Regions from separate parts of the Homo sapiens genome. Here region 1 is linked to region 2. A link is a loop called in an ENCODE intact Hi-C map of the cell type or tissue named here. Cell type or tissue: B cell. All regions are shown on one strand. Links, peaks and the distances in the headings refer to the core of each region. The heading gives the core; the rest is flanking DNA.

What was found. A loop is a pair of places that touch in the nucleus more often than their neighbours do. Peaks named below come from ENCODE experiments on the same cell type or tissue, not always from the same donor. Only the 100,000 strongest peaks of a DNase experiment are listed, where the experiment ranks them.
Region 1: a loop joins it to region 2, with 2.1 times the contacts of the local background. A loop is called at or near these places in 4 of 110 quality-filtered maps.

What each region holds. Positions count from the first base shown.
Region 1 is chr18:35,172,458-35,176,858 of GRCh38, reverse strand. No RefSeq gene overlaps it. Among named protein-coding and RNA genes, the nearest start is that of ZNF397, 66 kb to the left of the region's middle. In B cell, for the core only: no CTCF peak of the experiment used is centred there; a DNase peak (open chromatin) is centred at 2,488; H3K27ac peaks cover 881 bases.
Region 2 is chr18:35,228,752-35,233,152 of GRCh38, reverse strand. No RefSeq gene overlaps it. Among named protein-coding and RNA genes, the nearest start is that of ZNF397, 10 kb to the left of the region's middle. In B cell, for the core only: CTCF peaks have their summits at 1,802 and 2,004 (motif pointing left); a DNase peak (open chromatin) is centred at 1,972; H3K4me3 peaks cover 358 bases.

The DNA.
Region 1 (4,401 bases), core at 291-4,290, 56 kb after region 2:
TATTCAAGGTCATAAAGATTTTCATCTATGTTTTATTCTAGAAGTTTTATAGTTTTTGGTTTTATATTTTGGTCTATGATACCTCTTTCTTTTTGAGATACTGTCTAGCTCTGTCACTCAGGCTGGAGTGCAGTGGCATAATCACCACTCACTGCAGCTTCGAGTTCCTGGGCTCAAGTGATCTTCCTTAGCCTCCCTAGTAGCTGAGAAAATGTTGAATCCACCTGTGCACCAGTGAAGCCAGCTGGGCTTGAAAAGTTTTGTTTCTTTGTTTTGTTTTTGGTCAGAACATTTTAATCTATAAATTAAATTTCTTTAGTAGTTATAGGGGTATTCAGGTTATCTGTTTCTTCTTGAGTGAGCTTTGGTAGTTTATGTCTTTCAAGGAGTATGTTAATTCCATCTAAGTTGTTGAATTTATTGGCATAAAGTTGTTCACAATATTTCCTTATAATCTTTTAAATATATGTAGACTATGTAGTGATAGCCCCACTTTCATTCCTGATTATTGATAATTTGATTCTTCTCTCTTTTTTTCCCTGATCAGCCTGGCTAGAGATTTATCAATTTTATTCATCTTCTCAAAGAACCAGGTTTTGGTTTCATCTATTTTTCTTTATTGTTGTTCCATTCTCCACTTTATCATTTTCAACTCTATTCTTTATCATCTTCTTTTTTCATCTTACTTAGGGTTGAATTTGCTCTTCCTTTTCCAGTTTAAGGTGGAAGCTGAGGTTATTGATTCAAAGGTTTTCAAAGAAAACCTTTCTTCTTTTCTCTTTCTCTTGTAGGCAGTTAGAGCTACACATTTGTCTTCAAATACTGCTTTAATGGCATCTCATAATGGGTTCTACTGTGGTTCCGCATCCCTGCACCATGGCCTGCAAATTCTCTCAAGCCAGTAGGCTGGGTAAATCACAGGGCTCACTTCATTTGTTTCTCATCTCTCAGAAATCACTGTCCTTCATCACCTGATATCCAGTATGTCTTGAGAATCATCGTTTCATATATATAGTCTGGTTTTTAAAAATTTTTATTCCTTCAGGTAGGAGGGGACAATCGGGTCCCTGTGACTCCATCATAGTTCTTCTGTAGCTTTACATAATGTTCTTATGTATTTTTTAAACAAATACATTTATTTTTAGGCATTGTTTTGATTGCTTTGAGTTTATTATTTAGTATATTTGTGCTGAAATTTCTCTTTTACCCTTCAGACACCAGACCTGGTATTCCATTCAGTGTGAGACCGTTTTTTTTTTTTTTTTTGAGACAGGGTCTCACTTTGTTGCCCAGGCTGGAGTGCAGTGGTGCAATTCTGGCTCGCTGCAACTTCTGCCTCCCAGGTTCAAGCAATTCTCCTGCCTCAGCCTCCTGAGTACCTGGGATTACAAATACCCACCACTACGCCCAGCTAATTTTTGTATTTTTAGTAAAGACGGGGTTTCACCATGTTGGCCAGGCTGGTCTGGAACTCCTAACCTCAAGTGATCCACTGGCCTTGGCCTCCCAAAGTGCTGGGATTACAAGTGTGAGCCACTGTGCCCAGCTAGCCACAGTGCCCGGTCTAGTTGTTAAACGCTTAGATAATTCCTCTCCATTGGAGTTATAACCTTTTACTTTACTATATAATTTGCTTATTTATTTTATTTATTTGCCTTCTGCCCTACCTTTCCCTATAAGCACTATGAGGAAAAGGATTTTTTCCTGTTTGGTTTCTGCTGAGATTCAGATGCTTGCTCTGCCAGTTTTACTAGCGAGACAATATATGTAACCTCTCTGTGCCTCAAGTTCATCATTTGTAAAGTGGATATAATAGTGTCTATCTCAAGGGGTTGTTGTGAAGGCTGAACATGTTAATATACATGAAACACTTAGAACAGTGCCTGGCACATAGTAAATCATTGCTGTTTGCTGAATTTTTCTCATGAAAGACTGGATAGGGTGACAACAGATGATAAATGCAATCCCAGCTCTCTCAGATCAGCCATGAGCCAGTGGCCTTTAAAATAGTTTGAAGGGCGTATACATTGAAGTGGTCCACTTAACTACAACTATTAGCTTATATGAAGACATAATAGCTACCCTTTTCCCAATTAAAAAAATAAATAAATTTTGTATTAGTTTGCTTGAGCGGCCATAAAAAAAAAAAAAAAAAAACTGCCACAGACTGAGTGGTTTAAACAATAGACATTTATTTTCTCACAGTTCTGGAAGCTAGGAGACCAGGACCAAGGTCCCAAAATCAGGATTGGTTTCTGGTGAAGCCTCTCTTTCTGGTTTGTAGATGGCTGCCTTCTTGCTGTGTCCTCACACAACCTTTCCTCTGTGTTTGTGCAGGAAGACAGTGGGGATGGGGGTGGAGTGGGTGGGGGAGGGATTGGCGGGAAACGGAGAGAGGGAGGGAAGGAGGAAGGGAGGGGGAGGGGGATAAAGAGGGAGGGAGAGAGAGAGAGTGCTACGGTTTCACTTCCTCTTCTTATAAGGACACCTGCCCTATCGGATTAAGCCCCAACTCTTATGACCTCATTTAACTTTAATTACCTCTTCAAAGGCCCCATATCTAAATACAGTCATGCTGGGGATTAGGGTCTCAACATATGACTTTTGGGAGGACACAATTCAGCCTGTAACAAGTATTGACTATTACATTAGTAAAAGGGCTCTGATGACTTAGAGGAGATGTGTACTAAAAATGTATTCTTTCTGAATCTCAGTTTATTTATCTGAGAAGTGGGGATCTTTGAAATTCTTGTGGCCAGATGTATTTTGGTATTCAGATAATTTTGATTTTAGAAAGAAAAAAAGTGTATATACTCCAAAGAACATAAGATGTGACATGACAGGAGGGCCTAGGACAGCACTCCCTCATTCAAACATGTGACCTGTGTGGCAGCAAAATGTATGAATGTTCACTCTAAGTGGATAAATGAAGATTATTTTTTAAAAATTCATGTTGGTTCAGGTCAAGTTTTACCACAAGAAGAGTTTGCCATATACTTAGGGAAAAATACTTGGGTTTTCAGAGCTTTTTGTATTTCAGAATTGTGGATAAGGATTGTGGACCTTCTATCATAAAGTTTTGGAGAGGATTAAATATGTAAAGTACCTGACATATAATCAGAACTTAATAAATTATTATCATTATTATTAACATCAGCACTGTTTTTAGTATAATGTTGCAATAGTAGTTATTATGAGGCTGTAAAAGCGAAAGTCCTGTTAGAAATGTGTCTCAGTTTCCCCAATCAGTCTGGCCTGAACTATGCATTCTGATTTAGTGAGGGTTTAGACAGAACTAAGAGGACTGGTAACCCCATGCTCAGTGAGCGGTGGGGTGAAGAGGCTGGTGGATGTAGTGGTGGAGGACAGAGACCTAGGTAACATTAGTTCCCAAAGTAATCATGATTATAGATACTTCACAGGTAATTTAAAGTGTGATGCTGGCCAGGTGTTGTGGCTTATGCTTGTAATCCCAGCACTTTGGGAGGCTAAGGTGGGAGGATCACTTGAGGCCAGGAGTTTGAGACCACCCTGGGCAACAACATAGTGAGACCCCATCTCTACCAAAAATAAAAATAAAAATAATTAACCAGGCATGGTAGTGTGCATCTGTAGTCCCAGCTACTCAGTAGGCTGAGGCAGGAGGACTGCTTGAGCCCAGGAGCTCAAGGCTGCAATGAGTGGTGATTGCACCACTGTAGTCCCACCTGGGCGGCAGAATGAGACCCTGCCTCAAAACAAAACAAAACAAAACCTAGTGACATTATGGGATGGGAAGGACCTGAGATTTAGTAACAGAATATCTGGGTCCCAGTCTGGGTTTTACTGGCAGTATGATCTTGAAGAAGTCACTTAATCGGATTTCAGTTTTATTCTCAGTAAAATGAGGATTATGATATAGCCTTTGTCTGCCTCCTAAGGCTAAAGTGAGAGGATGTATCCAGTGAGAGAATGTATGTGGAAGTATTTTGTAACACTGCAATATGTAACAGAAAGACTAGTATTGTCTTGTAAACTTATCCTTTCTTTGCCTTTTTGGCAAAGGGACTTCAGATTCTCACCCAAGGGAGAAGAGTTTATCATAGAGCAATAGTCTGAATTCAAAAGGAACCTTCTCCTCATTTCCTGCCAAACCAACATTGTGGTTAGAGGCAGGAGAATTCTGTTACTGAAAACAAGAGTTGGAATACGGGCAGGGATGAGCCTCTGAAACTGAAGTAAAATCAATAAAACAAATAGAAATTCTTGATATTGGCCTCTCTCACTTGATACCAAGCTCATTTCTTGCAAGGTATACCTTCCTCCTCTACTCATGTATGTTTACCTATTTATTTATTTATTTGAATTTATGCAAATCAAATTAAAAGCATGATTACTTGGAAAATAGAGAATGTTTGCTGC
Region 2 (4,401 bases), core at 309-4,308:
CGGCCTCCCAAAGTGCTGGGATTACAGGCGTGAGCCACTGCACCGGGCCTATTATTTTTAATAATCTTTTTGCTTTTGGTTGAAATTTTCAGCATCCTTCAGGCCACATTATGTTATTTTCCTTGTGAAACCTTCCTCAGCTCCCTAGGAAGGGCTCTGCTATGATATGCTCCTCTTGACTTATTTATTTGAGACAGGGTCTCACTCTGTTGCCCAGGCTATGTGCAGTGGCCTGATCTCTGCTTACTGCAATCTCTGCCTCACCAACTCAAGCAATCCTCCCACCTCAGCCTCCAGAGTAGCTGGGACTACAGGCGTGAGACACCACACCCAGCTAATAAGTGCGCGCGCGCGCGCGCGTGTGTGTGTGTGTGTGTGTGTGTGTGTGTGTGTGTGTATTTGGTAGAAATGGGGTTTGCCGTGTTGCCCAGGCTGGTATTGAACTCCTGGGATCCAATACCAAGCTCAAGGGATCCACCCATGTCTGCCTCCCAGAGTGCTGGGATTATAGGCGTGAGCCACTGCTCCTCTTAACTTATTTATGTTAGTCTTCTCAGGACCTGGCAAAGCACTTTGAGCACACTGTTAATTTCTTTTTAAAATTAAAATTACTCATATTTAGAAATTACCCTTAAAAGGAACTTTTCATTACCATTTAGTTCTTTATTTGTAAATCTCCTTTTTGATTTCTTAGAAAACCAAAGTAATATGATGGTCATAATCACTTTGACAAACATTTAAAAAATGTCTACACTGTTTACATACAATTGAGGTACAGAAAAATTTAATAATTGGTTCAATACTCATCAACTAAGTGAACTGTATAATAGAGCTAGAGTGATGTTTCCTGATTGTACTTCTTCAGTGCTGCACTGCCATAGAGCCATCAGTGAGGACTAGCTGAGATTATGAGAGCCAACCAAGTCTTCAAGTCTCATTTGAAGTATGAGGTCATAACCTGACTCCTACTTGACACATTTCTAAGCTTAGTGGCTAATATAATTTTAAACAAGTCTCAAGTAAATTATTTGAAGTTAGACAAGTCTAGCCAATGTTTAAATAGCAACTGATTTCTCAGTATCCTAGGAAACTGCATCAAAAGTAGGGACTCAAAGACTCTTTAAATAGAGGGAATGTCAGGATCTCTTCAAGCTTCAAAATCAAGGGTACTATTAATTAACAGTTTGTGTGGGTAAGCATGACAACATAGCAGAGTAAAATTAAGAATATACACAAATGAATGCCTTTTGCTAAAGAACAAATCTAACCAAATTGAACAAAATAAAAAAGTAATTATCTTTCTAATCTAACTTGCCTACGATTTTACCATAATTTTTACTACTGTATATTAGTCTATAAAAGGACCCCATACTAGTAACATCCTACAGTTATAGTAAAATATATGATATTGAATGTCAATCTATTTCATAGGATAAATTTTTCTGTTTTTACAGAATTTACTTGTACAAAGAATGAATACATTAGCCTAAAAATCCTCACTAGTTCTTATAGTTATTTGAGTGCATTACTATTATTAGTATCTATGTTAATAATATATATAAGGCGTTAGTATTATAAACAGTAAAAAATCACATATTAATCATGTTTATTAGACTGAAAAATCATTAAGTGTGCAGGTAATAAGTGTTCCAGATTACTTAAGCATTTTTCAATATTTCATGTTCCCAAGATTCTTTTAGCTCTTTCTTCTCTCCTCTCTGGCTTGACAGGAAACTTGCTATTTTGTGTTATATTCACCTATTATTATGCATTAACAAGCAGGTGATAATTAGTGGTGGTATTGAAACTAATTGTAAAATGATTGAAACCATAAGATGACCTCTACTGCTTTAGAAGTAGTTTGACTGGAGCCAGTAAATAGATTTTTGTTTACCCTGCATTCCACAGTCCAAGAGTTCTGGTGGCAGTTCGGCGACTGTTTTTCGTCACAAAGACTGTTGCAGGATTCGAGACATTGCCCTAGAACATGCTGCCCCCTGTTGGCCATTTAAAGCAGGGCACGTTCAGAAGGATCCTAGCGGAGCCTGCAGTGTAATTTCTCATTCCCAGTAACACATAATTTCTGGACATAGAAATTTGGATTTTAAATGTCTAAAGGCTTTATCAAATATTTTAATTATAAATAAAAATTATATAACATCCTAAGGAACCAAATAATCTTGAATACTTTCTACAAAATACTTGAATATAAAGATGCTGTAAAAGAATAAATTTTATGGCCGAGTGCAGTGGCTCACTCCTGTAATCCCAGCACTTTGGTAGGCCGAGGCCGGCGGATCACCTGAGGTCAGGAGTTCGAGACCAGCCTAGCTAAGATAGTGATACCCCGTTTCTACCAAAAATACAAAAAATTAGCCGGGCGTGGTGGCGAGCACCTGTAATCCCAGCTACTCGGGAGGCTGAGGCAGGAGAATTGCTTGAACCTGGGAGATGGAGGTTGCAGTGAGCCGAGGTTGCACCATTGCACTCCAGCTTGGGCAACAAGAGCGAAACTCCATCCAAACAAAAACAAAAAACAAACAAAAAAAACCAAATTTTATTATAGCTACTTTTGAGTTATATGAACAGAGAAAGAAAATTAGCCCTGAAGAATTTGTTTACTAGAATTTTACAGTGAATCTCCTAAGGCTGAATTTCTCGTAAACTTATTTAGTCTTATAAATTCAGCATCACTTATTAAGTGATGGTGTATGTGAAAACTAAATAACTTTGGCCTAAATGAAAATGTTGGGTATTTAAAATGTCATTAATATACAAAATATTACTATGTCTTAATTTTTAAATACTTAATTAAATTCAAAAAATGTTTATTGAGCATCAATGAGCCAGGCACTGTACTAGGTTCTGTGAATACCACAGTACCAGTTGACCCTTGAACAACTTGGGGGTTAGGGGAACTCATACACCTACATATAGGTAAAAAATCTGCATATCGGCCAGACACAGTGGCTCACACCTGTAATCCCAGCACTCTGGGAGGCTGAAGTGGGGGTATTGCTTGAGTCCAGGAGCTCAGGACCAGCCTGGGCAACATAACAAAACCCCATCTCTACTAAAAATATAAAAAATTAGCCAGGCGTGGTGGCACACACCTGAGTACCAGCTACTTGGGAGGCTGAGGTAGGAGAATCACCTGAGCCTCAGAGGTTGAGGCTGCAATGAGCTGAGATCACGCCACCACACTCCAGCCTGGGTGACAGAGAGAGAACCTGTCTCAAAAAAAAAAAAAAAAGCATATAATTTTTTTTTTTTTTTTTGAGACAGAATCTCACTCTGTTGTCCAGGCTGGAGTGCAGTGGCATACCATAGCTCACTGCAGGCTTGAACTCCTGGGCTCAAATGACCCCCCTGCCTCAGCTTCTGAGTAATTGGGATTATAGGTGTGTACCACCAGGCCAGACTGACATATACATATACATTTTTTGTGGGGAGAGTGATGGGGGAGTCTTGCTAAGTTGCTCAGGCTGGTCTTGATGTCTGGCCTCAAGTGCTCCTCATGCCTTGGTGTCAGCGTCCCAAAGTGCTGGGATTACAGGCATGAACCACAGTGCCCCAGCCCACAGTCGACTCCCCCCAAACTTAACTACTGATAGCCTACTGTTGGCTGCAAGCCTTGCCCATAACATAAACAGTTGATTAACATATATTTTGTATGTTATATGATTATATACTGTATTCTTATAATAAAGTAAGCTAGAGAAAAGAAAATGTTATTAAGAAAATCATAAGGAAGAGAAATATATTTACTATCCATTAAGTGGAAGTGGATCATCATAAAGGTCTTCAACCTTCTCATCTTCATGTTGAGTAGGCCGAGGAGTAGGAGGAAGTGGAGGGGTTGGTCTTGCTGTCTCAGGGATGGCAAAGGTTGAAGAAATCCACATATAAGCAGGCCCACAGAGTTCAAAAATTGTTTTTTGTTTAAGGGTCAACTGTAAATAAAAGACACATGGACTGGGCCTCTAGAATCCATCTAGGGTAAGACAGAGACATCAAGAGTATTCTAGAACAACAAAAGTAGGTAGAGTTTAGAGTGCTTGGGAAGAATTGAGGAAGAACTCTGAACCCCAACTTAGATTATGGAAAATAAGAAACAAACCAGATGTATTAGTCCATTTTCATGCTGCTATAAAGAACTGCCCAAGACTGGATAACTGATAAAGGAAAGAGGTCTAATTGACTCCCAGTTCCGCATGGCTGGGGAGGCCTCCAGGAAACTTAAAATCATGGAGGAAAGGGAAGCAAACACATCCTTTTTCACATGATGGCAGGAAGGAGAGGTGCCAAGCAAAGAGGAAAAAGACCCTTATAAAACCATCAGATCTCATGAGAACTCACTCACTATCATGAGAACTGCATGGGGTAAACCGCCCCCATGTT